Regions from separate parts of the Homo sapiens genome. Here region 1 is linked to region 2. A link is a loop called in an ENCODE intact Hi-C map of the cell type or tissue named here. Cell type or tissue: PC-9. All regions are shown on one strand. Links, peaks and the distances in the headings refer to the core of each region. The heading gives the core; the rest is flanking DNA.

Region 1 (15,496 bases), core at 3,859-11,858, 110 kb after region 2:
CATCTCTTACACAGGGCTGTAATAAATACCACTGTACTGTTGTGTAATATTTGGAGGAGTATTGTGACTGTCACACAGTAGGCCTTTTGTGAAAGTTTATGAACTTCCCTCACTACAGCTTTATGTAAATTCTAATTATTTGATGGGTTTCTTTCTTTCTCTCTTCATCAATGAATGATTTGCTGGATTGACTTCTAATTACATACAGTTCTATTGCCATTCCCTTCCATTAGAATTTCATTATAGAGATAATTATTCACATATTTTAAAACATAGCCCACCTCTTCAGTAATGAAGCTACAGGTATACTACTCTTTAACAGGCATGGCAAAAACTAAGGCTGGTAAAGTCCTCTCTCCACCAGTTGTGAGCAAAACACTTTCATTTCAGAATCAAGAATCTGCTGCATATCAAAAATATTTCGTTTACTTATGGGAATCCTTCCTCTCAGTAAAAAAAAAAAAAAAGGAAAACACAGGTAAAGAAAAATGGAGGAATGGATTCTAAAACCATTTTATGTTTATTGCTGATCTAGAAACCCAAGCATTTGTCCATTATATCAGAAAAGGACTCAGTGGGACTTGCTCACAGTCAAGAAGTAATTTGACAAGTAGAATCAGCCTTGATTCGTAAAATGTCATAATGCTGTAGATCAATGTACTTTGCCTCTTGTCCATTTGCTGGGGAAACAGGAGAATGTTGTGTGTTCTGGTTACCTGAGCTTGAGTGCATATCAGAAAAAGTATTTTTCTGCCCCAATCTTTGTTGTCAAAAATTATTTTAGGCCAGGTGCTGTGGATCACACCTGTAATGCCAGCACTTGGGGAGGCCAAGTTAGGTGGATTGCCTGAACTCAGGAGTTCGAGACCAGCTTGGGCAAAATGGTGAAACCACATCTCTGCCAAAAGTGCAAAAAATTAACTTGGGCGCGGTGGCACACGCTTGTGGTCCTAGCTACTCAGGCGTCTGAGGTGGGAGGATTACTTGAGCCTGGGAGACAGAGGTTGCAGTGAGCCAAGATCATGCCACTGCACTCCAACCTGGTTGACAGAGTCAGAACTTGTGTCCAAAAAAAAAAAAAAAATCATTCTAAAGTCACCCTAAAGTGTGTGTCTTTGTATATCTGCAGATGGACACTTAAAATACTCATACTCTCAGCCCTAAGGTGATCCTTGGTGGTGTGTGAGCCAAGCATAGCCCCAACATCCAGTCACCTCCAGCCTCATCCGTTTACCCTGAGGGCCACAGAGATATCATTGCTTTTGCTGTGAGCCAAAGCAGCTCAAAGGAAGGAAGCACCGAGCAAGCAATCTGAGTGAAGGAGATGTAAGAGACTGGGTTGAACGTGTCTTGACCCAGTGTCTTACATTGGTTTCCTCATCTGTAAAAATGTAAAAGTATCTACTTCTAAAATACACCACAACAAAGAGAAGAAATGTATGCTTTGTGGCCAAAATGAAACCAAAAAACCCCCCAGAATATCTTGGGTAAGAGGATGAGGGATTGATCATGTACCCCAGTGTTATTCATTGCTATAAGGTTTTTCCTGTGATTAAGCAGAAACCAGCTCCTGAAAAGCATTACTGAAACAACTACAACTGGAAAATTTCCTAAGCAAATCTGATAGACCAGCTTGAAGCCAGTGGACAACAACCTTGTGGTCCTGCCATAGCTCTAGTTAGACAGAGGACCAGTTTTATAAGCACTCATTATTGATGAATGGCTGCAGACCTTAAGCCAATTTGAGCCCCTTTGTGGAGACTGCACACAAATTGTCTTTGTGCCCTGTAGTTCGCCTTTTGACCTAAAGAGCTGAATTCCACCTCATTTTAATACTAAAACCCCACCCCAAAGTGAACATAGGGTGTATGTAACACATATGCTTACCCAGTGAGCAAATAAGTGCCTGACTTTCCCAGTGAATATTCATAGAATTTCTGCAACACTGCTCAATATGTATGTAAGACTGTGTAAGTGAAACTGAGGAGTTAATTTGATCAGGTCTGTGTGGCCTGCTTGCTTGTGGTTGCTTGCTTTTTAATACCTTTTTAAAATTCCTTTTTCCATGAAGCTGAAGGTTGCAGTAGCTGAAGGCCTTCCTGCTGAACACAGCAACTTAACCTTCACTGGCTACGTCATAGATAACGTGTATAGGTCACCGTGGTACTTGTCACTTCAATTGTTATTTAGGAACTTGGGCCAGCTCCTGTCCAGTTCAAACCAATTGAGGCCATGGATCCTTCAACTGGGCCTGCACAAGTGCTTGAAAGGTGGCCTTTTGACATGAGAGGGCCAAAAGCTCCACCCTCAGATCATGCTAACTTGTCCATTTTCTACATGTACATCCTGTGAAATGCCATGAACCTCGACTACACTTGTGAAAAACAAACCTGTTATTTCATTTTTCCCCACTGCCAATCACTTTTCCCATGCCTTAGGCCTCCACACTTCCCTAACCCATAAATATCTCTGAGACTTACCTTCAGAGAGGCGGATTTTTGAGAGCTGTTCTCCCACCTCCTTTCTTGGCAGTCTTGTGAATAAATCTTCTTTCTTTTACAAAACTTATGTCACAGTAATTGATTTACCGTGCACCAGCAGGACAGATCTGAACCTGGCTGGTAACATAAGGAATATAGAGCAGCTCCCCCCTCCCCCTTCTGAGCCCTTTTGGACTTCCCTGAAAGCAGTGTTTCCCCATCCTAGGATTGTTTCTCCCTCTGAAAATAAAGTCTTCTCCTTTCCTTCCTCCATGATCCTCATGGTCTTTAGTTAACACTATCCAGGACATTGCTGTGAGAACTAAATCAGTCACTATATACAAATCACTTAGAGTGATGATATATAAGTGTGATGATACTGTGACATATATACAGTTGGCCCCCCGTATCTGTGGGTTCCACACTCATGGATTCAAACAGCCCTGGATAGAAAATATTCCAAAAAATGGATGGTTGCATCTGTACTGAACATGTACAGACTTGGTTTCTTGTCATCATTCTCTCAAAAACACAGTATAACAACTATACATAGCACTTGTATTAGGTATTATAAATAATCTAGAGATGATTTCAAGTATACAAGAGGATGTGCCTAAGTTATATGCAAATACCATGCCATTTTATATTAGACTCATGAGCATCTGTGGATTTTGGTATGAAGGAGGGTATCCTAGAAGCAATTCCCCATGGATACAGAGAGAGATAGAGACAACTGTATTTGCTCTTCATCCTAGTTTTCTGAAATATAGCTTCCAAAATCCTCAGAATTTCCAGAATAATGAATGTCTTTTTATATGCTAATGAGGTGACTGGGGACAGCTGGTCCCCAGAGAGCCTCAGGATGGGGGTTGGTCACCAGAAAGACCAAGGCAGCCACACCCTCCAATCTCGGGGAAGCAGAGAGGGGCTGAAGGTTAAGCTGATCACCAATGGCCAATGATTTAATTAATATGCCTACATAAAGACACTTCCATTCAAAAAACCAACAAGACTGGGTTTTGGGGCCTTCCAGACAGCCGAACACGTGGAGGTCCAGGAGGGTGGCACCCCCAGAGAGTGCATGGAAGCTTCATGCCCCTTCCCACCTTCTCTGCCCTGTGCATCTCTTCATCTGTATCCTTTGTAATATCCTTTGTGATAATCTGGCAAATGCAAGTAAGTGTTCTATGAGCCATCCTAGCAAATTAATACAACTGGGAGGGTCATGGGAACCCTAACTTACATCCAGTTAGTCAGAAGTTCTGGAAGCTGGGAATTGCAACTGATGTCTGAAGTGGGAGGCAGTCTTGTGGGACTGAGCCCTATGGGATCTGACACGATTTCCAGGTAGATAGCGTCAGAATTGAATTGAATTAGAGGAGATTCAGCTGATATCTGCTGCAGAAAAGAATTGCTTGCTTGGTGTGTAGGGAGAAACCCTCATACATTTGCTCATAGAAGTGTTCTGTGTTGTGTTGTGAAAGTTTAGGAGAAACTGAGTTTGCTTTTTCCTATATCCTAGGAATAACAATTCAGTATTATTCTTACCAAGTAAGAATTATAACAAACTTCTTAGCATGTAATAGGAATTTTATATGGGATCTGTTGTAAAAATGGTTAACCCCCAGATTAAATATTTGGTGAAAGAAGATCTATATAGAAGAAGAAGAAGAAATGAAACAGCACACTACTATTGAATATTTCATACTCAATACCACATTCAATATCTTTGTTAATTTTTTAGAGATAGGATCTTTCTATGTTGCCCAGGTTGGAGTGCAGTGACTATTCACAGATGAGATCATTGCACTCTACAGCCTTGAATGTATGGCCTCAAGTGAGCCTCCTGAGTAGCTGGGATGCTCACCACCATATTTAATATTTTAAACAGCACTGGGACGGAGATGTTGTTGTTTCCATTTTACAGATATAGAAATTGAAGCGTGGAGAGATGACTTCATACGTCTTCATACCTCTCACAAAACAGATCTCTGTACTTGGCTGGAAATATGCTCCACACCATGTAAATATAACACTGTATGTTTTCAGATCACTGACTGTCTTGTTTTTGTAGGGAATGAGGGAAAACGTACCTTTGGTCTGCTGTAGTTTCACTGAAAAATCAATTGACAAAAGGCAGACTAATAGGCAAAAATGCATACAAATTTATTATTAATATGCACAAGAGTCTTATAAAATATGAGATCTCAAGGAAATGGCTAGATGGTTGATGGTTTTACACAATCTTGAGGTTACAGAGAGAATGAGGACTCAGAGCATGGCCAGAAGCAGGTTATGGTGGTAAATTCAGTTATGGTGGTGAAACAAGTTACAGGAGGAAGAGAAGAGCAGGCCTGGCTAGCGAAGGGGGCCTTGTTACACAGAGGAAACCTCACAGGCAGCAGCCTTCAGAGAGATAGATGGCAAATGTTTCTTTTAGACCTTTAAAGATGTCAGACACTCAGTTAACCTTTCCTAGATCTGGACAAGGAAGAGCCTCAGAGAAAGCCATGCTGCATCAATGCAGATTTGCTTTACAGATGCAAATCTTCCCCACAAAGATAGCTTCTCAGCTAATCTTGTATTTCCAGCCCTCTGAGAGGTAATCTTAAAATATGTCAAAGCAGAATATTTTGGGGTGAAATATTTTGGTTTCCCTCAGTCCCCTTTTCACAAATTTTGGGAATTTACTGGCCACCCTTATCAACTGTACTTTGGCCATGACTTAAGGTGTCCTTGGAATAACCTGTTGGCTCCCCATTAACCTTGTGGACAAGGGAAGTGTCAATTCCTGGAGAATGGCTACAGGGCAGACCAAACCAAAGGTATTTATACTCTAAGAGAGCACACTCTTAACTACTCTTACATAATAAAGATGGTCAGTGATTACAGGATTCTTGCCTTCATTCAGCCGCTCAACAAACTTTTGAAAGTTGGGAGTGTGCAAGGTCCTTATGACAGGTGTTTTACCTCAAGAAAAACAAAAAAGAATATTGATTGAAGGATACTGAAAAGTTCCCAATATTGAAGCTTTAAAAGAACAGGCTTCAAGAATGCAGTGAACCTCAGCTTCAATACATATCCTCCTTACGTGGACCTGCTAGATTGAATTTTCTAAAGAAAGAGTCTCATTGTCACAGCCTGAGTTTTATTCTGGTTCCCTGACCCATGGTTTGGGTTAAGGGTAGAGGAGCATGCCAAAGGGTGAGCAAACAGCTATTATCAGGGAAAGAAAAGGGGAAGAGATGCTGTGTTTAGGTATCATTTGAAACACCACTGTTCATACTAGAATACAAGCCGATAAAATATTATCTATCTTCAAGAAGGTTTTAGACTGACAGAAAGCAAACATGCATACAACATATAGATGTAAAATATTCATCATTGCAAAAGAATCTCCAATTCTCCACCCTTCTCTGAACCACGTTAATTGTAGTGTGGTTTTACAATTCCTCCCACTAAGAAGTAGAACCCATATCTTACTCCTTGCACCTGGTCTGCCTTGTGATTTACTTCAACTAATAGAAGGTGGAAGTTTCAAGCCCAGGCCTCCAGCAGCTTTGCACACTTAGGCTCTCTATCAGAAGCCTGCCCAGCTGTCATGTGAGCAAGCTTAGCCTAACCTGTTAGACCACAGAGACCACATGGAAGGCAGCCCACTTGTCTCCTGACTATTCTAAACCACCTAAAACCTGCTGGGTCCAAAACATGTGAGAGAGCCCCAAATAAGGAGGAGAACCAGCTCCCAATCTGCAGCTGACATCAAACACATCTGCAAGCCCAGATGAGAGAGAACCACCTAGCCGATCTATAGTGTCATGACCAATGATTCATTTTTATTATTTTAAGCCACTGAGTTTTGGGGTGTTGGTTATGCTGTGGTAGCTAATTGACACAATATGTTTATGTAGTTGAAATCCAAGAGGGTATTAGATGGCAATTTGAAAAGGGCTGAACTAAATTTTACAGGAATTCAGAGAAAGAGTTGGCTTCTTGGTTAGAAAAACAGGAATAAACATTACCTTCCTCATCCTCCTCTCATAAATGAATGAAATTTCAACTTAGCTTTGAAGGTTAAGTGGAATTTCCTTAGCTAAAAATAAAAAGGGAGCATAACATCTTTATTTATTTATTTATTTATTTGTTTATTTATTTATTTATTTTTGAGATGGAGTCTTGCTCTGTCGCCCAGGCTGGAGTGCAGTGGCACGATCTCGGCTCACTGCAAGCTCCGCCTCCCGGGTTCACGCCATTCTCCTGCCTCAGCCTCTTGAGTAGCTGGGACTACAGGCGCCCGCCACCATGCCCGGCTAATTTTTTGTATTTTTAGTAGAGACGGGGTTTCACCGTGTTATCCAGGATGGTCTCGATCTCCTGACCTTGTGATCCACTCGCCTTGGCCTCCCAAAGTGCTGGGATTACAGGCTTGAGCCACTGCACCAGGCCAACATCTTTATTTTTAATGAATATTTCTTCATTTGAAGTTTGCAATGACTTTCTTATGTATTTCATATGTTAAAGATAAATTACCTGCCTCTGTGACTAAGAATAAATTATATAAATACATAAATTTCTCGCTCTCACATGCCAGTGATCAAGACCAGAGTTACAGTTTTGGAAAGACAATTACATTTGCAGTGAACAGAATAACAGTCTACAGCAAACATGTACAATCACCCCAGCACCTATTGGATGAAAACACACATATTTTATTCATAAAGGTCAACTAATGGGATGCGTTACATTACAGAGCATAAACAGCACAGGCCTCATCTTGAAGCATGCCACAGGCTTTCATCTCCTCCAGATCAGTCAGCTATTTGTTGCAGATTACCCCAAGAGGTGAGGGCTCTATCCCCTCAGGCAGTTCTGGGTGAGGTGGCTCCTACAGACCAAGGGGAATTCTCTGGAGGAGGAAGCCATGAGCCAACTCTCAGGGCAGCTGGAGGGAGAACACACTGGCCCGGCAAAGGGGACCTGGGTGGGGACCAACAGCATCTTCTATGGTTTTATAATCCAGCCTGAAATATCTGGCTGTCCCTCACTCCTGCTCTTCTTTCCAAGTGAGACACAGTAGGAGCAAGGCTTGGCTTCAGCTCACCCCCGACTAGAGCATTTTTTTTTACGCATTTCCACTGGTCACAAAACTCACATCACTATTTCACTGACGCCACAGCCATTAACAGTCATGCAAAGAAAATAGCCATTCTATATTGTTCTCCTGTACTTGCGTAATGTTTAACCATGCCTTTTACTTGAAGAATTCCAGAAACTAGTCTTAAGAGATCCAAAATTGAACAAAGGTTGTGGAGTGTCCCACCTTGAGAAGGAATTCTGAACAACTGATTTATAGCCTTGTTGCTGCAGGCAAGACCAGCATGCGGCCCATCACTAAAGATAACCATCGCAACCAGATACGCTGCCCTTATACCCTACCCCATACAGGCTTTGCCCAGCCCAGTCTGCATACCTAATCTCTGATGTCAATTCCTGTGCTTTGCCTAATAAAAAAAATCCCTACCTACTGACTCTTTTCAGGGAGCCAGCCTGAAAATCCTTGTGTCTCTGCTGTCTCCCTTGTCCCGCAACAGAGACCTATGTGGGAAATCTACTTGATGCCCCGTGTTAATTTCCATTACATGAGGAGTGTAAGACCCTGTGGTCTGTAACACAAGCCCTCTATCAATGATCAGTGGTCAGTGAACAGCACAAACGCTTTCACAGTGCTGACTTTGCAGAGTCTGTTCCCTCAGGCTGGACTCCCCATTCCTCTTTTTCTCTTTGAAAGCTCTACTTTATTCTCTACAACCAACCCCAATTGTTGCGCTCTCACTCAAGTCTCCTTTGATCCCTGGAAAGGATCAATTACTCATTTTTTTCTATGGTTTCAAGGCCTTTTATATAATCCACTCTTACGGTACAGACATCATTTTAGATATGTTAAATGAGTTGACTTCCTGGCTAGATTATTAGTTCCATGAGGACAGGGATTACATGTGGCTTTTTTTCTCTATCCCCAGCATTTACAACAGTGCCTGGAGTACAGGAGATGCCCTGTGACTGATTGATGAATAAATCGATGCCTACATGAGAACAATGTTCTTCTTTGTGGAAGAACAAAGTAATTCATTCAGATTCTGCTTTCTATTTAAACTAAAGAATCCTGCTGAGCTGTGTCCCTGAAATAGCCTGTGTAAGCACCCTGTTTACTCATAACCTGGGAGGCTTTTAGCTTTTAGCTAAAATTGTCCATGTCAGTGGCATAGGGCATGCACACAATTAAAAGAGGACAATAAAACGTCCTTGTTCAAGCAAATGCTGATTCAATTATTGGGGCTCCCTGGCATTAGCCACTGGATTCAATTATCTCCAAGAGCAAAAGCTGGAAATCAAGGGGTTGAAAGAAGGCACTGACATTTAAGCATAGAGATCAGACTCACCTTGACCTCTCATCTTTTTGGATATAGTGATCATATAGAACGTGATGATCCTCTCATCAACTTTTGGACCAGCTTTCCCCCGTTATTCCCCTCCCATCCATTATAAAAGAGACCTAAAATTTCTGATAACTTTTATCGAAATATAATCTACATACCAACAGTGCAAGAATTATAATGGATTTATAAGTAAATTATAGATTAATTTTTTTAAGTGAGCACACCCATATAACTAACACCCTTATCAATAAGTAGAACATTAAGCAGTTCAGGAACTTGCTTCATTTCCTTCCTGTCACTTCCCTCCCAAGCACTACCAGAATCTAGTGTCTAACATCGTTAAACAGATTAGGGAATAAGGAGACTCATACAAGGGTGATTTTTTTTTTCTTCTTAGAACTTGTATTATTTTAAATTGACAAATCATAATTGTACGCATTTATGGAGTTCAATGTGATGTTTTGACAAATGTTTATAATAATGTGATTCATTCAAGCTAATTAACGTATCTATTGTCTCACTTGACATTTTTTGGGGTGATACATTTGAAATTTACTCTCTTGGTTATTTTGAAATTTATAATATATTATTATTGACTATAGTCAAACAAAAACCCCAAAACATAACAAAATGTTGAGACTTCTAAGTCTAATAAGGTATGGAGGATGCAACGGAAGGCTTCTCCCAGGTGGGCAAGCCACCTAGCGATCCTGTGAGGTGTCATGGCAACATGTGGTAATATCTTTACCAGATGATGGATGCCTGCTTTTTTTTGTTTATGCTGTGATGTGAATGTGTGTGTGTGTGTGTGTGTGTGTGTGTGTTCTAACCATGTATTAAGAGAACAGAAATTTTTATTATCCGTGTCTTTATTTGAAAACCACTTGGCAAAGAGACATCTGGGGAAACGCGGCTCTATCTTTCAAAAGCAAATTTCCATTTTTACACATAGAAAAGAGATTTCGTGTGTGTGTGTGTGTGTGTGTGTGTGTGATTTGGTTTGCAATGGGAGCTCTCCAAGGCCCCTTTCTTATTTCATGTTTTAAAATGCTGTGATTCTACATCTCATCAAATATAATAGAAAAGTTCAAGTTTAATATATCTTACAAAAATTGCCTTCCTGTAGATTATGCCCTTCAGCTATCATTTTAAATTGTAATTTGCAATTTTGAAATTCTCCCATAAAAGAAGATGCTTTCTTTAGTCAAAATAGAAGTAACTTAATTTTTATTGTCTGGCTAAATTGATCCACTTTTCTTTTCTTTTGTTTGATGGACTTGTCATGAAATTGTAGAGGTGCACTGTTTTCTAAGGAAATGAATATATTCTTTGGGTCTCAGTGAGTGACTCTAAAATGCACTTATGGTAAAATAGCTATAATTCTGTTATAGTTTTATTCTTGAATCCAGTTTTTAAAGGACAATAAGTATTAATTAGTTCCAGTGGCCTTCAATGCAACTAAACATATATTTTGGAGTGTGTAATAAGTGTGATACACTGCAGACACTGAGATAAGGTAAGAAGGCACAGGGTCTCTTCCCTTAAAGAGTTCACAGAGGAGCAGGGTTAGGGAAAATAAGGGGTCTGGTGGGGTTGTCTTATGATAGATTAAATGAGTACTTTGGAGATTGCGTAAGTTGCCTTGCTGCATGCCTGTTAACTTAGTTCAATATCAGTGCTCGAAAACTACATTGAAAGAGTGGATGGCCTAGTGGTAGACACCTGGGGACAATTTTGTTTCATCCACATCTTTAGTGAGTTCTAGAAAACTTGAAAACTGTGTGCCTTTCATCTGCACTTTTCTCAGATCGCCTCTCCTTCCTGGATGGATGTGAAAATCATATGGAATTAAAAGGCCAAAACTCTTCCTGTGATATTGCAAAGTCCTTGTAAAAATACTTTTAAGTGGTATTTAAATAGCAACTTTAAAGGTAACAAAACTACGTATGATTGAAAGAAAAGTAAGACAGATAGAAAACAGATAGGTCAATGTAAATCATGTGCGAAAAAATTAAATGGAGAAGAGAAAGGCACTTAAACACAGTTCACATCATTCATTTTAAAATTCATCCAAGAGTAGTTACAACAGCTTGGGAATCTCTGTGGTTACTCTCTAGAAACAATATCTTGAAACTTGAAACTTATCTTGAAACAATATCTACTGATAACACAGCGGACTGAAGGACAATGACAAAATACCGTAAGGCACACAAAATAGCCACACCCAAATCTGAGAATTATTGCTATGTTCCCATATGAATGTCCTCAGGCTGCCATAACAAAATACCACAGACCAGGTTAAACACTGACATTTATTTTCTCACAGTCCGGAGGCTGGAAGTCCAAGTTCAAGGTGCCAGTACAGTTGGTTTTTGGTAAGCGCTATTTTCCTGGCTTGCAAAGAGGCATCGTCTCATTGTGTCCTTATATGGTCTTATCTCTGTGCATGTGCAGAGAGAGGAAGAGAGAGAGAGAACGCTGATATTTCTTCTTTTATTTATTCGGACCTCAGTCCTATTGGATTAGGGCATCACCTTTATCACCTCATTTAACCTGAATTAGCTCCTTACAGGGCCTATTTCCAAATACGTCCCATTGGGAATTCGGACTTCAACATATGAATTCACGGAAGACAGAACTCAGTCTATTAACAGTAGGCCTCATTATCATTCTCAGTACTAAAGTTCTAACATCTTAGAAAATCAACTTCATAAATTAGCTAAGGTGTCTGGGCCCAGATCCTTGAGAAAGAAAATTTTCGATAAAAATTGTTAATCCAAAAAATTAGCCCCTCTCATGTATCAGCATGATCTTGATTGGAATGGGAACGTCCTGCCGGCTAATTTGTTGAGCAATTCTGCACTTATTCTATCTGGCAGGAAATGGTTTAATTTATATTTAAACACAATTGGCCTCCGCTGCCTTCTCCTCCTGCTTCTCCTCCTCCTCTTCGTCCTCCTCTTTCTTCTTCATCAAATCCACAAGTTTCACCCAAATCGTTTCAACACTAACCATCTTTTCACTGGAACAATTCCAGCTTCAACAATGCTTTTCTCTCTAAAATGAAGCCTCACATAGGCAATTATCAGCATTTCAGGTTTTGAAAGCGACTTTCTTTCCCCAACTTGGGTAAATGAACAGGAAGCAGTTGTCACTTCAGCTACCATACTGTAAATTATTACGTGAATAGCCTTATGAGTCAAGTTTCTTTTGCACTCTTTGTGCCCTTTGCATGCAGGCATTTTTTTTTTCCATTCTCCCAGGTTGCTCATTGTGATTGTGTAGGACCCATTAACATGTTAACAGTAAAAATGCCTTTTATCATTTATTAATATTTGCCTTTTTCTTTGAAGTTTGTTGTTGTTGCTGTATTGGCCTTTTCTACTTACTCAAAATTAGTATGCAGACATTTTGAGGGTCTAACTAAGAAATACGCTTCTACAGATGGCATGAGACAGGGTGAACTGAAATGAGAATTGTATTTTGGATGAAGAAGATCTGAGTTTCAATTTTGATTCTGCCAAATACTATGTGTGTGTTCTTGGGAAAGTTGCTCCACCTTTTTTGCCTTACTTTTTAATCTATTAAATGGAGAGAGTGAAAACAACCTCACAGAATTGCTTTAAGCACCATAGACAAGAATATATTGCATTGCTGGGCATGTAGGGGGTGCTTAATAAATGGAGACTATTACAATGTCTTCAATCCTCATTAGTTTACAGACATTAAAGCAGTCGTATTCACTGCAATTTTCCTGATTGGAGCATAACACCAAGGGGGCAAATGTAGGTCCTCAAGTCCCTTCCTCAAGCTTCACACAATTATTTCCAGGATTCCTAAGGGGTAGGTCTCAAACTCACACATCACTGCTTTGGTTTTTGATAATCCTTCTAGTTGAGGGCCTCTACCTGAGAGCAGCTGCTGCATTGTCCATTGCAATTCAGTGCCAACTTTGCTGGGGGAATGTCAAAGATGAACAACACAGGGCTCTAGTTAAAGTGGTAAAGACAGATTTTAATCAATAAGAAGAGTTGCAATAGAGAAAAGAGTGCAGCATGTACTGAACTCAACTTCCATTTGTTCAGATGTGAATGCATGTTTTAAAGAGAGAGTAAGGGAATATGGAGGGGGGAAATGGTGGTGGAGGGGAGTAGTAGAGTCAGAGAAGTGAAAAATTACAAAGGGTTAGTCAGTTTAAATGCCATTAGGCCAGCTGTGTCTGCCAGCTAGCAATTAATCAAAGTTAGGATTCTATCTTCCCACTGAGACTGGAAGTCAGAGGCCCTATCCTTGGGTGTCAGCCACAACAAACAGTGAATCTTCTTTGGCAGCCTTGAGTTTTCTCAGGCAGTCACTTTAAAGAGGGGTAGGGTCATTTAGGGATGTGGCCTTAGCTGTTAGAAACTGTGCTAGTGTTTGCTCACATTTATAAGCCAAGGTTAGACCTAGTTGAGAGGAGGGCTCAAAAGAGCCTCACTAGAGTTTGGTAAAGGAATCTTTGGGTCGTCCTCCTTGAGCTTCCAAGGCTTCAAACCCTGGGGCCACTCAGCATTCCCTGGAGCCTCCGAAGCCTGCAGATGGAGGCCATGCTCTGTTCCCAAACCTGGGCCCCTGAACACATGTGCAGGGCACCTTAGTCAAGAGAATGACTTGGCCTGCCCCTTCTACCTTGGCATCCTTGTAAAAAGCCACTTTTTTTGCTTTTTTCCAATCAAAAATAAAATAAAAACCCATCATGGAGATTGGCATCTGGCAGCATGTCCCCTGATTTTGTCAAACTTGCTTCTTCATGTCCAAATGCCAGTTTCAGCCTAAAGTGGGTCTTCCATTTCATTGATAAATATAGGTATTCAGCCTTCTCTTATTTACTCTTTAAGACTACTAGATCTATCCCCCAGAGATTTTAGGTCAATTGATCATAGATTATTAAGAGCTGCTGTTATTTTAGGTAATTTTTATTCTTTGAAAAATTAGAATATTCTCTTTCTACATTCTGCTCCAGGACATGGATAGCCACCTCCCACAAGAGTCTCTCCCCACAGGATTCACTAGTCCGGTTCACACTTCCCTATTCCATGTAGACTGGGGGTTGTTTTCCAATTAGAAGATGTAGGTAAAATGTCATTGTCAGGAGGCTCCCAATTTCCTCCTATGTATCTCACTTAGAATCAGAATATGCTCTCATTGGCAGCTTCACTATGAACAGCCACAGTCCCCAGAAGTACAGCTTACAAACTAAAATGGAAAGGATACTTTTTTCTACTCAATTAGGTTTTTAAGGGGAAAATAACTTTTTTTTTTTAACTTAGAAATGTTAAATTGAAGAAGGAAGGGACCCTAAGTATGAGTTAATACCTTGGTTATTACGCTGTTTGTCTCCATTCACTGTTTAGAACTAGCCCTCCTTTTATACCCAGGTTTGAGTAGAATGTATTTGTCTGCAGCATGCTACCTTAGAGTTTAAAGCCCTCTGCACGGCTGTACTTACTGTGTTAAATCTGTGAAAATACATTTTAAATGCTTTTCTCAGCTATCAATGGCTTCATAGCATTGTAGCTTCAAATAATCTATTCACTGTGCTCCAAATGGAAGCAGAAGAGAGAAGCCACTCTTGGGGAGGACAAAAGAAAAGGATAATAATAGCTAACACTCATAACTTACATGCTTATCATGTATATTTACCTGCATATGCCCAAAATTATATATTTACCTATATATGCCCAAAACTCTTCTAAGCACTTTATATTCATTAAGCCATTTATTAAGTAAACTAAGCACAAGGATTAACAGCCTGAGTATTTTACTCTGAGATATCTGAGTTTAGATTTTCTAGCTGAAACAGTGGAATGAGGACCTTGGCAAACCCTCTTCCCTATAAAATAATAAAAATACAAGCAAAAAAAAATCACATACAATCATTTCTTTAAAACAGTGAGTCTGTGTCATTTTCACTTGGGACTATTCCCATCCCACCGCCATTCCCAGCTCAGTGGCCAGGTGACTATAAAATGCCTGCAGCCTGGCAGCCAACAGAGAAAACTGACCTCTTTGGAGCTCCATTAAAAGCTGCAGCTCCAGAGGATAGTCAATATGTTGATCAAATTAGCTGCTCTCCAGTAAATCCCCATTCTAAGGCAGGTTGTTTTTTCTATTTGATTTGACTTGAATCTCAGATCAGATAAAAAAAAAGTACTATCCTGAGGGCATGAATGAAAACAATAGCAATCTCCTGGTAACACTGTCACATAACAGCTGCCTAAGGCTGTAATTTCACTGGGGGCAAACAGAACCCTGGACAAAAATGTAAAAGGATGACTTAGAGAACTAGATGACCATAGGGAACTTTAAAAAGCTCTGACATATTTCTGAGACTCTAGAAGGGATGTGTGCCTGTGCAGGGTTATGCACATGAGTAGGGCGTGCCCAGGAAAGACCTGGGAAAGGTGAAAGCTCCAAACACTCAGCTCTTATTGACCTTGAAGTCATGCATAAGCAGGAGGTGAAAGCTAAAGCCGACTCCTATGCTGCCTGAAGATTGAAGGTGTGTCTTTGCATAGAGAGCTCCATGACTCCAGGCAG
Region 2 (15,496 bases), core at 4,141-12,140:
CTAACATCTTCTGCAGAACACTATTGGTCCTCTGCCTGGAGCAACCCAAACCCTGGAGCTACTGCCTACTTCATATTCAAAGTGCAGCAAAGTCTTACCTTCTGCTGTGTTCCCCATTTTGTTTTTCTATTCTGTTCCTCAACTGTGGAAATGATCATCTTTTATTGATTCCAGCCATGTCTCTTTTTATGTATATTTTTCCCTCTTGCTACATGATTGGAGCAGAAATGCCATCTTGACCTGAAACCTCTGTGTTCTCCTTCTAATTCTATGATTATGGCCTAACCACTGCCCTGTCTCTCTCAAGCCAGCCCTTTTGATTCTCAAAAGACTGTTTTGGAAGTCAGAAACCTGAACATTGACTGTTTCTTCTTTTCATTTTCTCTCTAATTATGTTCTTATCCTCAAAGCAATGTAGATTCCTCTAACTGAGAAGGGGAAAGATCACAACAGAAAGGAAACAATAAAAAGCAAATGTTCAAAAATTACTATTTTGAGACGTTTTCTCTGCATGTCCTTAATGAGGTATATGCTTCAAAGCCCAGGTTAACCCATTTATGTGTTCATGGATTTAAACATAGACTACCCTAGAAGCAACTACTGACACTGAATTAACGTGGCTTATTGACTTCTCCTAGCACCTTCTACTCCCTCTGCTGTGTCAGTCCAGAAAATTTAAAAAGATAAAGAGGATAATGGGACATTCTGTAGGCCCTGCTGCCTGTGGGAAGGGAGGAGCAGGGAGGAAGAAAGTTTGCCATAATGGGAAAAGGAAGAGATGACAGAAGCAGATCTATCCCATGGCGACTATGAACACAGGACTCCTTGTTGTCTGGGGTTAGATAAAGAGATGACACCTGAGTAACAAAATATGACACCTTCAAATAGGTGAGGAGAGTAAATGGCTTTGAAAAACTTCCTGACACTTTAAAATACACACCTGCTGAATTGCTACTGTGCTCACATCCAAGACCTACTCACTTTTTATTCTCTTTGGGCTGACTCCCATGAAATCCTTTTCTCTCCTAGAACATGCTGAATGCTCAGATGAACAAGATTCTTCATGGACTTTAATGTCTGTGAAATGAGTCATACACGATATGGTACCCATGGATGATATAGGCCCATGGATTACTGAATAACTGTAGGCTTGGCTAAAAAAAATTCTACCTCAATATATATTTTTAAAAGTAAGGATGCTGGAACTAAAGATAAGAAAAATTAAAGCAAAGCATAAGCAAAACTATTCTACTTTTTAAAATCATGTTTGGTGCTTGAGGTGATGTTCAATTTTTTGCATCAGCTCAGCTGGACTACACTCTCCAGTCATTCAATCAAACACTAATCTAGGTATTACTATGAAGGTACATTGAAGATGAGACTAACACCTACAACCAGCTAACTGTAAGTAAAGATTAAAGATTATCTTCAGTGGTATGGGTGAGCCTCACCCAATCAGCTCCAAGGCCTTAAGAGCAGAACTGATGTTTCCCTGAGAAAGAAAAAAATTTCCCTGTTATCTGCAGCTTCAGTTTATACCCAAGAATTCCCACCTGCCCTTCCTGATGGACACCTTGGATTTCAGAGTTGCCCAGCCAGCCCTCACAATTATGTGGGCCAACACCCTGCAATAAATCTTCTGATATATGCATGTGTGTGTTTATGTGTGTGTGTGTGTGTGTGTATCCTGCTAGTTCTGTTTCTTTGTGGAATGCTGACAGATACAAATTTTCATACTAGAAGTGGTTCAAGACAAACAAAACATTAAGAGTGAGCTTCTAAATTGACTCCGAGTTTTTTGGAATTGGTTCTTTAGTTTGATTTGATTCAAAGGCACTAGTGACTATTTCCAGTGGTAAAGAGGGCATTGATAATCCATGACATGATGTCACAATAAAGATTTGCAAAATATCACCACTGGACACTCCTTATCAAATACCCATAAAAGTCAAGATTCTGGACAACTATCTATTTAATACTACAAAACATTTCAATCAAACTAAGGAGTATAATGGGATTGGCTAGTTGTTCTTAACTGCACTGGAGGAAATATAAAAAAGGAAATAATGCACCCAGGACTTCAAATTCCAAGCTCAAATGGTGTATAAGTTACTTGGGATGTTCTACATCTGTTGTGAAAGAAACCTTTATCTCTTATAGCTGCAAAGTTGAGATTTCTGAAAACTAAACCCAGAGTCTCATTCTGAGAATGATTAAATTATAATTCAAATTGAATTTCAGCCTTACAGGTGTCTTCTGTTCAAATGAGGGCATTGACTGAGAAGAAACAGGATTCCGAAAATTGGAATAGAGACATACGGGAAGATCTTAGGGAAGCTGGGGACACTGAGCTCCTAAATTCTGCTGAGTGTTCTTTACCAGCAGAAGAGAGCATTCTATCACTAAGGAGGTTAACCTTGCTTTGCCTGCAGAAGTCATAATAACCTCTCCTGAAATAGTTGCCTTGAAAGACACTGTTGATCTCCCTCAGGACTCACCCCCACCATTCTTCTTTGTATCTAGACCTGTAACTAGACTCAAATCCCAGCAGGTCCCAGAAGATGAGATACAAAGTGTGACTCAAGATAAAGTACACTATACATTGAGAAAACAGCATAATTTTCCCAAATTACACACACAGAAATTTGGGTTATATGTTTGTGAATGGATGTTAAAGGTGTTTAATAATAGTGGAAGGAATGTAAAGTTAAGTCAGGCTGGATTTATTGATATTGATCCACTAAGCAGAGATTCTGCTAGTTGATCATCACATCCCTAGGAAAAAAAACAGATGAAAATCCACTAAATTCTTTCTTGCTTTGTATAAGTGGAAGAGTTATAGGTTTACTAAACAGAAGTCTAATTTGAAACATGAAAACAGAATCACATTAATTGATTCCAAGATTTGAGCCAATTTATAAACCCACAGCACCTTGAATGAAGGAGAGGCCCCTATCCTCTTCAGGAAAGACTCTACTCCACTGCCAAAAATCTGTGCATTTCTACTAAAATAGACACTTATGCTAGATAGGAATTGGCTTTCCCTAAACACAGTATTTCTGCGAAAACCATGGACTCATAGAGCGGCTTATTCATCACCATGATATTCCATATAACATGCTTCTGATCAAGGAACTCACTTCACAGTAAATGAAGTATGCAGCAAATGGCTCAGGCTCATGAAATTCACCATATTCCCTGTAATCCTCAAGCAGCTGGCATGGATGAACAGTAAAATAGTCCCTTTAAGATTCAGATAGAGTCTTATCTACTGGCTGTATTTTGCAGGGCTGGACCAGTGTCTCAGTCAGCATCCAATATATGGTGCCAGTTCTCCTATAGCCAGGATTCACAGGCCCAGGGATCAAGGAGTAAAATGGGAGTAACATGACCCCCTTTACTACCGCTATTACTACTAGTGGCACACTAGCAAAATTTTTCCCTTCTATCCCCATGACTTTATGCTCTGCTGGTTTAGAAGTCTTAGTTCCAAAGAGTGGAACTCTTCTGCTAAGAGACACAACAATGATTCTATTGAAGCAGAAGTCAAGACGATCACGTGGCCACTTTGGACTCCGCATGCGTCTGAATCAACAAGCTAAGAAGAATGTTGCTTGCTGACTTGGCTGATTAATCTTGATTACCAAGGACACTGGATTTCTATAATACAAGGATAGTAAGAAAGCGTATGTCTGGAATACAGAAGACCATTCGGTGTGTGTCTTAGTACTACCATGCCCTGAGACAAGAGTCAATAGAAAACTATGGCATCCCCATTAAAGCGGGACTGCTAATGACCCATACCCTTCAGAAATAAAGATTTGCATCACTTCGCCAGGCAAAGAACCCGACTAGCTGAGGTGCTTGCTGAGGGAAAAGGGAATATGGTAGTGAGAAAATGTACTTAAAATATTAGCTATGTGACTGAAACCATGTGACCAATTGCAGAAAGTACGACTTTCATAGTTTTATTTCTTCCTATTTTGTTATGTAAATGTCTGTGTGTATGTATATCTCTGGCAATTATTATTGCTTTTTCCCTTTCTTACCCCTTATCATATAACATAAGATGTGTGAGTGACAGCCAACTCTACATCACTATATTTAAGTTACAGGAAATCAAGGAAAAGAATGAACATTACCCAGGGACTTTGTATCTTATTCTAGAGAAAGAGTTAGAGTATTTTCAGTTTCATGCAGGATAGTTGCATTATGTTAGATGGAAGCATGTCTTTGTTGTTGTCTTCAAAATATTAAATATGATCTAAAGAGATGTGTATAGACACCAAGTTGACAAGGGATGGGCTGTGATGGTCAGTTTTATGTGCTAACTTAGCTAGGTTATAGTCCCCAGTTATTCAAACAAACACTAACCTGGCTTTACCTGACTAATACACATGGGCAGAGAAAAAAGAAAACCAAGTACCCAAACTTTTCACTTTCCCTTCTATAAAAGCGTTAGTTTTCCAAAAGAAGGGTAATATACAATACTGATTAGTAGTAGGCGCTTCATACATAGTGCCTTATATAATCTTCACTGTGACCTATGAGGATGAGTAATCAGAACAAGAGGGTGAAACCTAACTTGAAGTCTTTCAAGTAATAAGTTCAAGGTCAGGATTTAAACTCAAGTTTTCCAACTCCAAAACGCAACCTTTTTCCACAGAGATCATGGACTCCCCCACTATAACTGTAGATTCCATCAATATTTGGCCAGAAGGTGTGATTCTATGCAGACTGCCCTAACCTTGGGTTCCAGTCTTGTCTTTTATGATTCCATATCTTATTTATAGCAAATAAAATTGTTTTCTATACCAAGTACTTTTTCAGTAGTGATAGATTTTTATTTTAATTTCTTTATTTATTTTAAAAATAAAACTCTTGCTGCAGGGAGCTGGCATCATTTAAGGACAAAAAAGAATCGAAGCCAAAGCCCAGCCACCCTTTCATTCCTTAGTTGTATAATTGAGCAAATCACTTGAGTCCACTGAGCCTCCATTTTATTCCTAAATTATTTTTTTAAATTAAAAATAATGAAAAAAATAGTAATCTTTAAATTGTTCACAAGATTTTTACAAGAAGTTTTTGAGATACCATAATTGAAGCTAGTGCATAAATTTAAGAATTGAGTTTAATATTTATGTTTTCTACTGACATACTATAAACTGCTTGATGGTGAGTTCTGTATCTGTCTCATTTTATGCAAAACAGTGGCACAATGAGTATGGGTTGATTTGGAGGAATAGTAGGGGTTGACTTGGATCAATATTAGGTTATAAACTATATAAAGGTGGTGGTTATGTGTGGTTTTCATACTGATGTATCTCCACTATCCACTATTAGTTTGGCACACAATAAAAATGAATGGCCATTGAAATGACATAATTACGCAGTAGATTAATTTCCAGGGCTTTTCAGTGATGGATGCTGGGAAGGTAACTTTGCTATTTTGTCTACAACTTCCCATTTCTTCACTGTCCCTCTCAAGCTTCCGCATTTGTGTTCATCATTAAATGTGTGTCCCTTCCTTACTGCCCATCTTTTCCTTCCTCCTCCTCCTCAGAGTGTGCCATCAGAAGTTACCATAGTCACAAGACTATTGGTTATAAAAGTTTGAAATCCCTGTTGACTCTGCTCTCCTTCCCATCCCCAGAGAATTCAGATATTAAGATCTATTCATTTTCTATCATCTAGGAGATGTGAAGATGACTTGCTGAGAAAGCGATACATATTTCACATTACTGCCATGTCAATTAAGTATCCATAACAAAATCCCATTACATACTTGCAAAATGAGTGGATGAGAGCCTTTGATTTTTTAAGTCTCAGTTCTTTGCCTACTAAATTAATTTTTACTAGAAAATATTCAAAAAGGTCTAAAACAGTAAGGTTAACTTGTAGTCCGGCACTTTTCTGATAACATTATCGTAAGAGGTATACAAGGACTTAGGCACTTTATCACTAGTAATTTTCAGTCACCTCTATTCATGTCTGCTCTTTTCCAGTGCCTTCCACCTTACAGCTTGGTCTCTTGGGCAGCAAGGGATTGAGATAGAGCTATTCAGTGCATGGTATCCATGCCATGTTCCCCAGAACTCTTTTGCTGCCAACCCGTCTACTTTGGCCAAGATGGGAAGGAAGGGGAGGGGAGAGGAGAGAGAAATATTTAACTTTTATGAATAATGAATAAGTTCATTCAGTATTTAGTGGTAGAAGAAGAGATTTCCATAAAACTCTAAAATGCTAAGACATGAATTACTCATCCTAATATTCAAGCATTCAATATGCTTCTATGTTAAACTAATCATTTTGAAAAGGAGGAAGCAGGAAACAATGAGACTTTGTATCAAATTAATTTGGGAATGGTGGTTCTTTTCCTTTCCTATTTTCTTAATATAAATACCCCATGACTCCTGGAATAGTTGGATAAGATCCCCCTCCCCATCAATAATTGCCTAATGAGGTGTGGAGCGCTCTTCTCTCTCTCTCTCTCTCTGCCAAGGACTCTTGGATAACAACGTCGGGTAGAGAATCACTGGCCCGGATGACTTGGTTCCTGGGAAAGAATCCAGGCTGTTGAGGCACTCGTGGAAACAAAAAGAATGAAACATGAGCCTAAGAAATTTAGGTTTCACTCTGGAGAAAAATCTGAGAATGGTTCTAGGAGCTTTTCACCATTGAGTCTCTAGGTTTGCCAAACAGAAGCTATGGGGTCCTCTTCTCTTGTACTAACAAGCTAGACCCCAAGCAGTGAAACTGCTGCTATAGAACAAAGGAGATCTCCAAACCCATTCTGTTCTAAATCCATAATCCTGATGGCTGAAGGCACCGAAGCTAGAAGCAGTGTCTTGTGGCTTAAACTTCAGGCGCTTGTCCCTGGACCCAGGACGCTTCCAGCAACGCTGCCGGCTTGCCGAGGCTCATGGCAATCAGATCCTCTTTCTGAATCTGAGTTTTCTCACCTATAAAAAGTAAGTAGTACCAGATACATAAATTATAGACCGTTACTATATGAAGCCTCTAATATTGGCCAAAGAAACGCCTGAGGAATTATTTTTTCCCAGCATATTTTCTTTATCTGGGAGTGGAGTGGGTTGGAATGGAGGCTAGGAGTACCAGGATATTCCTCTGCCTGACTCCAGGGGGCAGCAGCTACTTGGGTAAAGGGAGGTCAATGACCCATCCAAGGGTTGGGTGACCTTAGTTCTTAAACCCTGAGGTAAAGAGACAGATCCAACAAAATGGACTTTTTAAAAGAAACATAAAATCCTCAGAAGTCATGCCCCACTTCTAAAGAAACTATGGCTCCCGGGAGATCCTCAGAACATGAAAATCATTGGTGAAAGGATAGTATTTCTCCTGAAGGGTTTTCCTTAGATTTTCCTGGATAGGTTTTTGGTGAGAGCAGATTTATTTTTAACAAATGCACACACATGGCATCCTCTTTCTTGATGACAAGGATTTTTTATTTTTTCCAAAATGTGCCTGGCAGGCCCTGGAGCCAGAGAAACAAGACTGGGAAGCCTGATGTTACACAATGCATTGCAAGTGATAGCCGAAACTGGTCTGGTTTCCAGACACCTCCTGATTCAACAGGGATGTGTTGCATTAGCACTCAGAGTTTCTAACATAGTAGCAAATCTACATCTTTACTCTATTTTTCCATCTCATTAGTAGGAAGGAAGGAAGGTAACTTAATAGAGGAGGACGCAGAGAATTCTAACAGAATTGCCAGCTCTTTTTTTTTTTTTTTTTTTTTTTTCTGTGTGGCTTTAAGCCTGGTGCTTGCAGCAGAAGAAACCCTTGAAATTCTTGAAGCTAGGAAGCTAAGGTTTCTGAAGGAATGAATTTGCACTGCACACATAATCTATAATTTATTAGCCTGCTTCAATGGTCATTATTGAGATTTGATTGTAATGCTTAGTGGCGTTAACATCCCTTCCACATCTCCCTAACAACATTTATGGTCAGTAATAATATTGGTTCAGTGCTTGAGCTGTGCTCTGAAGAATGAATCTGCTAGAGCTCATCTTGCCTCATTACTTCTAACAAGGCTCCTGTAGTCATGTCAAACTCCGGTGACATGCCAGACAGAACGACATCTTTTAAATATTATCTCTGACATACTTCATTTGAAATGCTAGCCTTTCAATTAGTGCTATGCACCAGGAAGTGACAGATTCTGGAGGAAGCATTGCTTCTCTAGATGATCATAATGAGAGTAGGGTGTCACAACAGTGTGGTGGAACCAGAGAAGATTCCCATGAACAAGTCCATGAAAGTCTCTTTGAACTTGTTTCCCCACCCCCGGTGGACATTGTTGGTGCTCTATTTGGATGTCCTCATATCCCTCTTATTGGGACTGTGCACCCGTTCCCCCAGTTTCCACTTGCTTTGCTACTAATGGCTGCCTTCTGCTCCCATGGACACTGCACCTGCACAGAGCCTGACTCTCACAGGCACCCACAGCTAGTGACTGACTGGTGCAGAAGTACAAAAGCTTGGCTCCTCTGCTTTAAGGCTGGGCAAACTCTGGGGTGTAATTTATGCTCCAGAGCCTCCAGCAGAAGCAAGCTGAGTTTGGGGATTCACTTGAAATCACACTTTCGCTTGGCTTCCTCCCCCTCTTTTTCCTGCTTCCCACAATCCCTTATTGGCCTTTCCAGGGGATCCTTCCTTAATAAATCATTTGCCAGGAAGGTTTGGCTCAGGGTCCATTTTGGGGAGAAGATGATATCAGATGCATCAGGCAGGATCTTGAATCTCCAGCTGTGTGCAAGCCTTGTAACCATTCTGCTTCTGAATTTGCTCCCCTGCAGTGGGAACATCTCCTAGCAGCACGAACTGTATATACTCCCAAAATACCCATCTCCCTCCTTCACCTCCACTCAAGGTATGAGCTGTTCCAGCAGCTTGGGCCTTTTATGCAAGACAGCCTAAAGGGAATCAACACTTTTTTTTTTTTTTTTTAAGAAAATGGGTCTGGCTCTGTCACCCAGGCTGGAGTGCAGTGAGCTCACAATTCTTCAAACTCCTAAGCTCAAGCCTCTGCCTCCTGTGTAGCTGGGACTACAGGCATGCACCACCAAGCTTTCAACACATTTTTAATTGCTTACTATTGTCATTAGTATTTGTATTTCCATCGTATCTTCTCACCAACCACTTCACATGTTTATTAGTAGATCCACTTTACAGTTAAAGAAACTGAAGTTCAGAAAGCTTATGAAAACTGAACAAATCCCACACCCAAAAGATGTGTGGCTTTTAACCCAGGCTTTCAACTCCAAATCCACTGAGTTTTTCACATATTGTACTACAGTGGCCCCACTGGCAGCCAGGCCATGATGTTCCCAATTAAATATAAGTAATGTTTAGATCAGGTCACATCATGATCATGTTTGCAATATGACAGAGACAAGTTACTCCACAACCACAATGACTAGACACCCTCTTTTGACTAATGTGAATAACTAGTGGGTTTTTTGTTTTTGTTTTTTTGCCAATGACAACCTTAGCTTCACTTTAATTTTTCTGCCCCCTAGATGAAATTTGCTCTAATTTCTTGACAGCATCTAATCTAGAGCAAGCCCCTGCTTTATTAATTTCTCCTTAAATTCATCCAAAGCCCTAACTCCGTCAGAAGCCTTCCTTCAATTTCCCTTATGAGATTCTCCAAGGCTTCCTCTGGGTTCTATTCTCCCTTTGCTGCAGCAAACTAATAAACCTAACTTTGTTGACTTCAGGTGTGACCCTGATGGTTTCATCATCCAGGTTTCATCAACCCCTCAAGTTGTTTTCCAAAATAATTTTGCATAAGATCAACTATGCTGTTGACTAGCACCATGTTTTATGCAATGTCAGCCCCTATTCATTGTAAAATGTAAATGTACTGATAAAACCTTTAAAAAAACAGACTGCCAGTTAAACTACGCCAAAATACCTTTATGTTAGTCCTGAGCAATGCACAAATCAGTCACATCGGCTTATCAGTTTATTTATTTTTACATATTTCAGAGGATGTGACTGTTTCTCCTGAGTTCAATTGTACTCGTTGGCATAGGATAGATAATGTTTTTGCTTGTGCCTTGATAACAAAACCTAACTGCTTTACCTGTGAGTAGCTTCCTTTCTTATTAACATAAAGCACTTGGTGTAGCTTTGCAAGATAATGTGGAATTGCATTCATTCCTCCAACATCAAACATATGCTTCATTAATATCAAATTAATATCCCAAAGCCTTATCCTTCTGCATTTCTGCCTTTGAGATATTTTAAGGCTAAATTATTGATGGCAATTAAACAGAACCCAGATAGTAACAACATTGCACATAAAACAAATGAAGTGGTAACCAAGTTTTTATAAGCACAGGTAATGCTGCTAGGTTCTGACTTTCACCTGATGCAAAGGGATAGTAAAGGGCAACATCCCATCCTGATTTTGCCAATAGTAAATTGTGGAAAAACATTCACCTTAGTATCAATGAAATATGTGAATGTGGCTGCAATTAGTTATTTGAAATAGAATTTTTCTTCATATTACTTTACAAGTATAAAATAGAATAAACTTAGTAAAGGAGCAGAAACAAATAAAAATGGAATTAACCTTTCTCCCAGCTAAAGGAAACATGAAAACACATTGTTTTTCTTCTTTTGGAAAAAGAAAAAAAATGCATTTACATTTAGAGAGACAAAATATTTCTAGGACCTACATCTAAATAGTAATGTTAGTAATACTCTCTACTGCTTTTCAATGCATATTTAATTATGTTACCTGAAAAAATATATACTCCAAATAAATGATCTAATTCCGGTATTCCATGTACATGGATAGGCGAGGAAGGGAAATAGTCCATGTACATAGATAGGTGAGGAAGGGAGACAGTAGGTTTGGATGGAATAGAGCTTCCTTTGATTCCATCCCATGCCAGGAGTCAACTGCTTATAAGACGTTGTCCACCCTCATCCCAGCCCTAGTGACTCCTTCATTGTACCCAATACTGGGTGCCTAGTAATTACTTCTAAATGATGAAATCTTAGCATATGTGGGAGTAGGAATTGGTGCCCCACCCAAAACCTCTTTAATGGGCCATTTTACCCATCCCTCAGCTACCATATTGATTGTTACTGGCTCAGAGTTGTCCCCTACTTTAATTGACCTTGGACAACAGAAGTCACTTCACTTGTGGGCAGATAGGGAGGGAGGTAAGTCGGTAAGCAGGGTATTTATCCACTCCCTGGGAATGGTCTGCAGCTCATGATTTCAGCCCCTGACATTAGGTACAAATTGGCTATCCTTGACCTCAAGGTGGGAATTACTCGGTGGTACAATTCATACTCCAGAAATCTCCCTGAGATCAGGCGTGAAGTTAGGCTAACCTACTTACTTAACCCATTTTCCTGCCTCACCCTACTGAATTCACATCCCTTGCCCATGTTTCCACTTAAGAGAACCCCACTCTTACCCTCATCTCAATAAATCACCTGCATGAGAATCCTCACCTCCAGCTCCAGGATCAAAGAAACTTAAACCAAGGAAGCTCTATCCCAAGGGTCTTTGCATTTTTATATTGAACCTGTTCCTTTCTCTGTCTCTCCATATGCAGTCAGCTCTACTCGTAGAATCTAGATCAGAAAGACAAACCTGGCTTTGCCTTCGCTAAGTTACTTTTTCATCTGCTACCACTCCTGTCTCATGAAGGGAAGAGAAAGAAAACTTCAAGCTGCATCCTCTACCAACCACCCCAAAGAAAAGAAATAAAGAGATAGAGACTTCTCAGCCATTGCCCAGAGATAATTTCAGAGCTTACAGAGAAAACCTTAAGGAAAATCGTTTTTGAAGCCCTGGACATTTGTCCATCCCTTTAGTAGGGGTCATTCTCATGAATGTGGTTTTAAAAGGTTTTTTTTGGATTCCATCATCTCTCCATCTATTATCGTCCTTTGTCCTGGGCCAGCTGTGCTGTGATTGGCAGATTTACCCGTGCAAAATTCAGTTCCCTTTACAACTCTTTCCCTTTTCACCATGCTTATTTTTTCTAAATTCCTTCTTTTTCCACGCTCATCCATGAGATGGATGGTTGCTTTTTATCTGGGCAGTTCTTCTGAAAACAAAGCCTTCAAAGGATGTGAATCAAAATGTCTCTATGTTGGAGAAAAAATAAAAAAGAAATATCCTTTTGAATCAAAGACCTAAAAATTTCTTGGTAATATTTTTTAAATTTATGCTAATTTCTTCCCTCCCCCATACTTTATTTCCATCACAAAAATATTTTTTTTTTGCTGATGATTTAATTATCATTGTATCACAGTCCCTTAATAGATAGATGTTCTCCTTAAATTACTGTTTAATTCCTTAAGGTTTTACTCTTTAAATTCTTCCATTCTGTTCCTTTCACATAGTTTATGTAAGCATGTTTATCTTTTTCTTATATTCAGTTCCTGATTTATAGTTCTCAAACTCTTTTAGAAAACTTATATAAAATATAAATATAAAAAATAAAAGATTAGAAAAAATTATCTAAAACCCACTGTTTTATGGAGTTTCCTTTGATCCCACTAGTCTGTCTTCTTTTTGATTTTATAAAGGACAGAGATTTTGGTAAGCTCTTAAAGTCCTAAATAAACAGAAGGGTGATCAATTAGTAAGTCAAAATGAAATGATTGTCCCTGAACCCAGATTTGTTTGCACTGGGAATCATAGCCTCTTTCCAGTCTTCCTGCCGTGTTTCTATGCCATTTGACTCCTCTTGCTTTCTCGCATATTCCCAATGTGTCAAAAGGGCACTAGGTGAGTCAAACAGGAGTCAATCAAGAATCAAACATTTTCTGTAAAAGGCCACACAGTAAGAATTTTAGGTTTTGCTAGTCGTGTGGTCTCTGTCATGCTGCTCAATCCTGTGTTGGGGTATAAAAGCAGCTATAGACAATATGTAAACAAATGGGGCTGTTTGTATTCCAATAAAACTTTATTTACAAAAGTAGGCCATAGGTTGGATTTAGACAATGGGCCATAGTTTGCTGACTCTTGAGTTAAAGATAAGAGGACTCTGATATCTAAAGATACATATATTTGGGCTGCTATAGTTATGAATAGAGATCTTAGAGGTACAAAGAGACAGAAATGCAAAAGAAAGGTCTCAAAATTTATCCATTAATTTAATATTATTGTTTAAGGGAATTCTCTAAATGGAAGTAATTTTGTCTTTGTATATTTTCTTTTCTGTGGTCTGTTAATATTTGAGGCAAGATTTCTGTTTTAAAGAAAACATTTGGTACATTCATACTAAGGCAAGAATGGCTAATTAATTTATTATCTTTCCCAAAGTCATTTGCAATTTAACAGAGGCTAAGCCTGCTTTCTATAATCTAGGTCAGTGAATGGGGAGGGAACTAATATTTGTTTGGCACTTACTAGGTTCCAGTTCCTGAATGTCAATCATGTCTTTTTTTTTTTCTTTTTTTTTTTTGAGACGGAGTCTTGCTCTGTCATGCATGCTGGAGTGCAGTGGCACCATCTCGGCTCACTGCAACCTCTGCGTCTCGGATTCCAGCAATTCTCCTGCCTCAGCCCCACCGAGTAGCTGGGACTTACAGGCGTGCGCCACCACACCTGTCTAATTTTTTTGTATTTTTAGTAGAGATGAGGCTTCACCATGTTAGCCAGGCTGGTCTCGAACTCATGACCTCAGGCAATCTGCCCGCCTCGGCCTCCCAAATTGCTGGGATTACAGGCGTGAGCCACTGCACCCAGCCCATGTCATCTTTTTATTCCTCTCAGTAACCCTGTGAGATACAAAATACTATGATGTCAACTTCAAAGATATGGAAACTGAGACTTAGAGTAATTGAGTAACTTGGTCAGAAACAACTAGCTGAAAAGTTGCAGAACTGAAGCTCAATCCTAATACTCTCTTTTTCCAAAATCTGTTCCATACCCTTCAATGGTCCTACCTTATTTTGCAGTGGATCCAAAAGACCCTGAGGTCCCAGTCTCCTTGGAGAATCTGCTGCAAGCTACAGGTTAAAAAAAAAAAATCCTATGAGTTTTGTACACAATTTCAGGAGCTTCACTGAAGTGTGCATGAAATATCAAAGGCTACACAAATCCCTCCAGGTCCCATTTCCAGAGATATATTTCTCCTGAGCATTTCTTTAGAAGCTTGGAATCACATCACATGCCAGCTGCCTATGGACCCTTAGACTCAGCACTTCATTCCAGGTGGCCTTGAGATGCCAGATCAGCCCTGCAGTTATGTTCAATGGAGAAAAGGAGAATGATAGAGGGCAAATCACTTTTAAAAATTAGCTTTTTTGAATGTTTTTGCATTTATTGTGCATTTCCCATGTGCCAGGCAGTGGTTTCAAGTTTTAGATGCATGCCCAGGAGGTAGATATATGATTATCCCAGTTTATGGAGGAGGGTATTTTTTTAGTCTGTTCTCATGCTGCAATAAAGAAATGCCTGAGACTGGCGAAACTGGGTAATTTATAAAGAAAAGAGGTTAAATTGACTCACAGTTCTGCATGGCTGGAGAGGCGTCAGGAAACTTACAATCATGGTGGAAGATGAAGCGAAAGCAGGCACCTTCCTCACAAGGCGAAAGGAGAGAGAGTGAGTGCAAGCAGAGGAAATGCCAGATGCTTATAAAACCATCAGATCTCCTGAGAACTCACTCACCATCACGAGAACAGCATGGGGGAAACCGTCCCCATGATCCAATCATTTCCCACTGGGTCCTTCCTATGACACATGGGGATTATGGGGATTACAATTCAAGATGAGATTTGGGTGGGGACACAGTCAAACCATATCAGATATTATGATACATTACAGAGGCAAGATAACTTGCCTTAAATCACACCCCTGGCAAAGAAAAGACCCAAACCAGGGAAGTTTATTCTCTAGGGCATCAGTTCTTATCCACCTTTACTGCCAGCAAGCCTTCCATAGACCTGTATGTGAAGACAGGTCTCTGTGTCCTACATAGAAACAACTGGAAACCTCTGTGTTGAATATTTATACCTTAAAGCTCCTGGTATTTGTGCTATATACATTGTCGTCATTAAAAATGTGAAGGTAAATATTTATAAACAGCTGTTAAGGAAACTAGACTTCTGGGGAGAAATATTAAACTCAAATTGCTGCTTAGAGGTTTTCTTTTAAAAATATGAATATGCAGACTGACTCTAAATATAAACCTTTTTCCTATTGTAATTCTACCTTTCATAGCCCAGCTAAAAATCTGCTAGAATTCAGCAATAGGTCCCCAGGAAAATGACTGCTTTGAAAATGTTTGGCTGAAATCAGATACTACTTCTCACCTACTACAATGGCTAAAGCAAACAAGACTAGCAATACCAATACTGTAATTGGAGGAGATGTGGAGCAGCTGGAACTCTCAAATACTGCTGTGATGGAATGATAAATGGTGCAAACCTTTTGCTAAATTGTTTGGCAGTTCCCAATAATGTTAAATTCGTTCACCTACCCTATGAC

The links. A loop is a pair of places that touch in the nucleus more often than their neighbours do. Peaks named below come from ENCODE experiments on the same cell type or tissue, not always from the same donor. Only the 100,000 strongest peaks of a DNase experiment are listed, where the experiment ranks them.
Region 1: a loop joins it to region 2, with 2.0 times the contacts of the local background. A loop is called at or near these places in 3 of 110 quality-filtered maps.

What each region holds. Positions count from the first base shown.
Region 1 is chr20:11,784,163-11,799,658 of GRCh38, forward strand. No RefSeq gene overlaps it. Among named protein-coding and RNA genes, the nearest start is that of LINC00687, 79 kb to the right of the region's middle. RefSeq lists an enhancer at 8,389-8,889. In PC-9, for the core only: no CTCF peak of the experiment used is centred there; a DNase peak (open chromatin) is centred at 7,809; H3K27ac peaks cover 1,874 bases.
Region 2 is chr20:11,669,588-11,685,083 of GRCh38, forward strand. No RefSeq gene overlaps it. Among named protein-coding and RNA genes, the nearest start is that of LINC00687, 190 kb to the right of the region's middle. In PC-9, for the core only: a CTCF peak has its summit at 7,169 (motif pointing right); no DNase peak of the experiment used is centred there.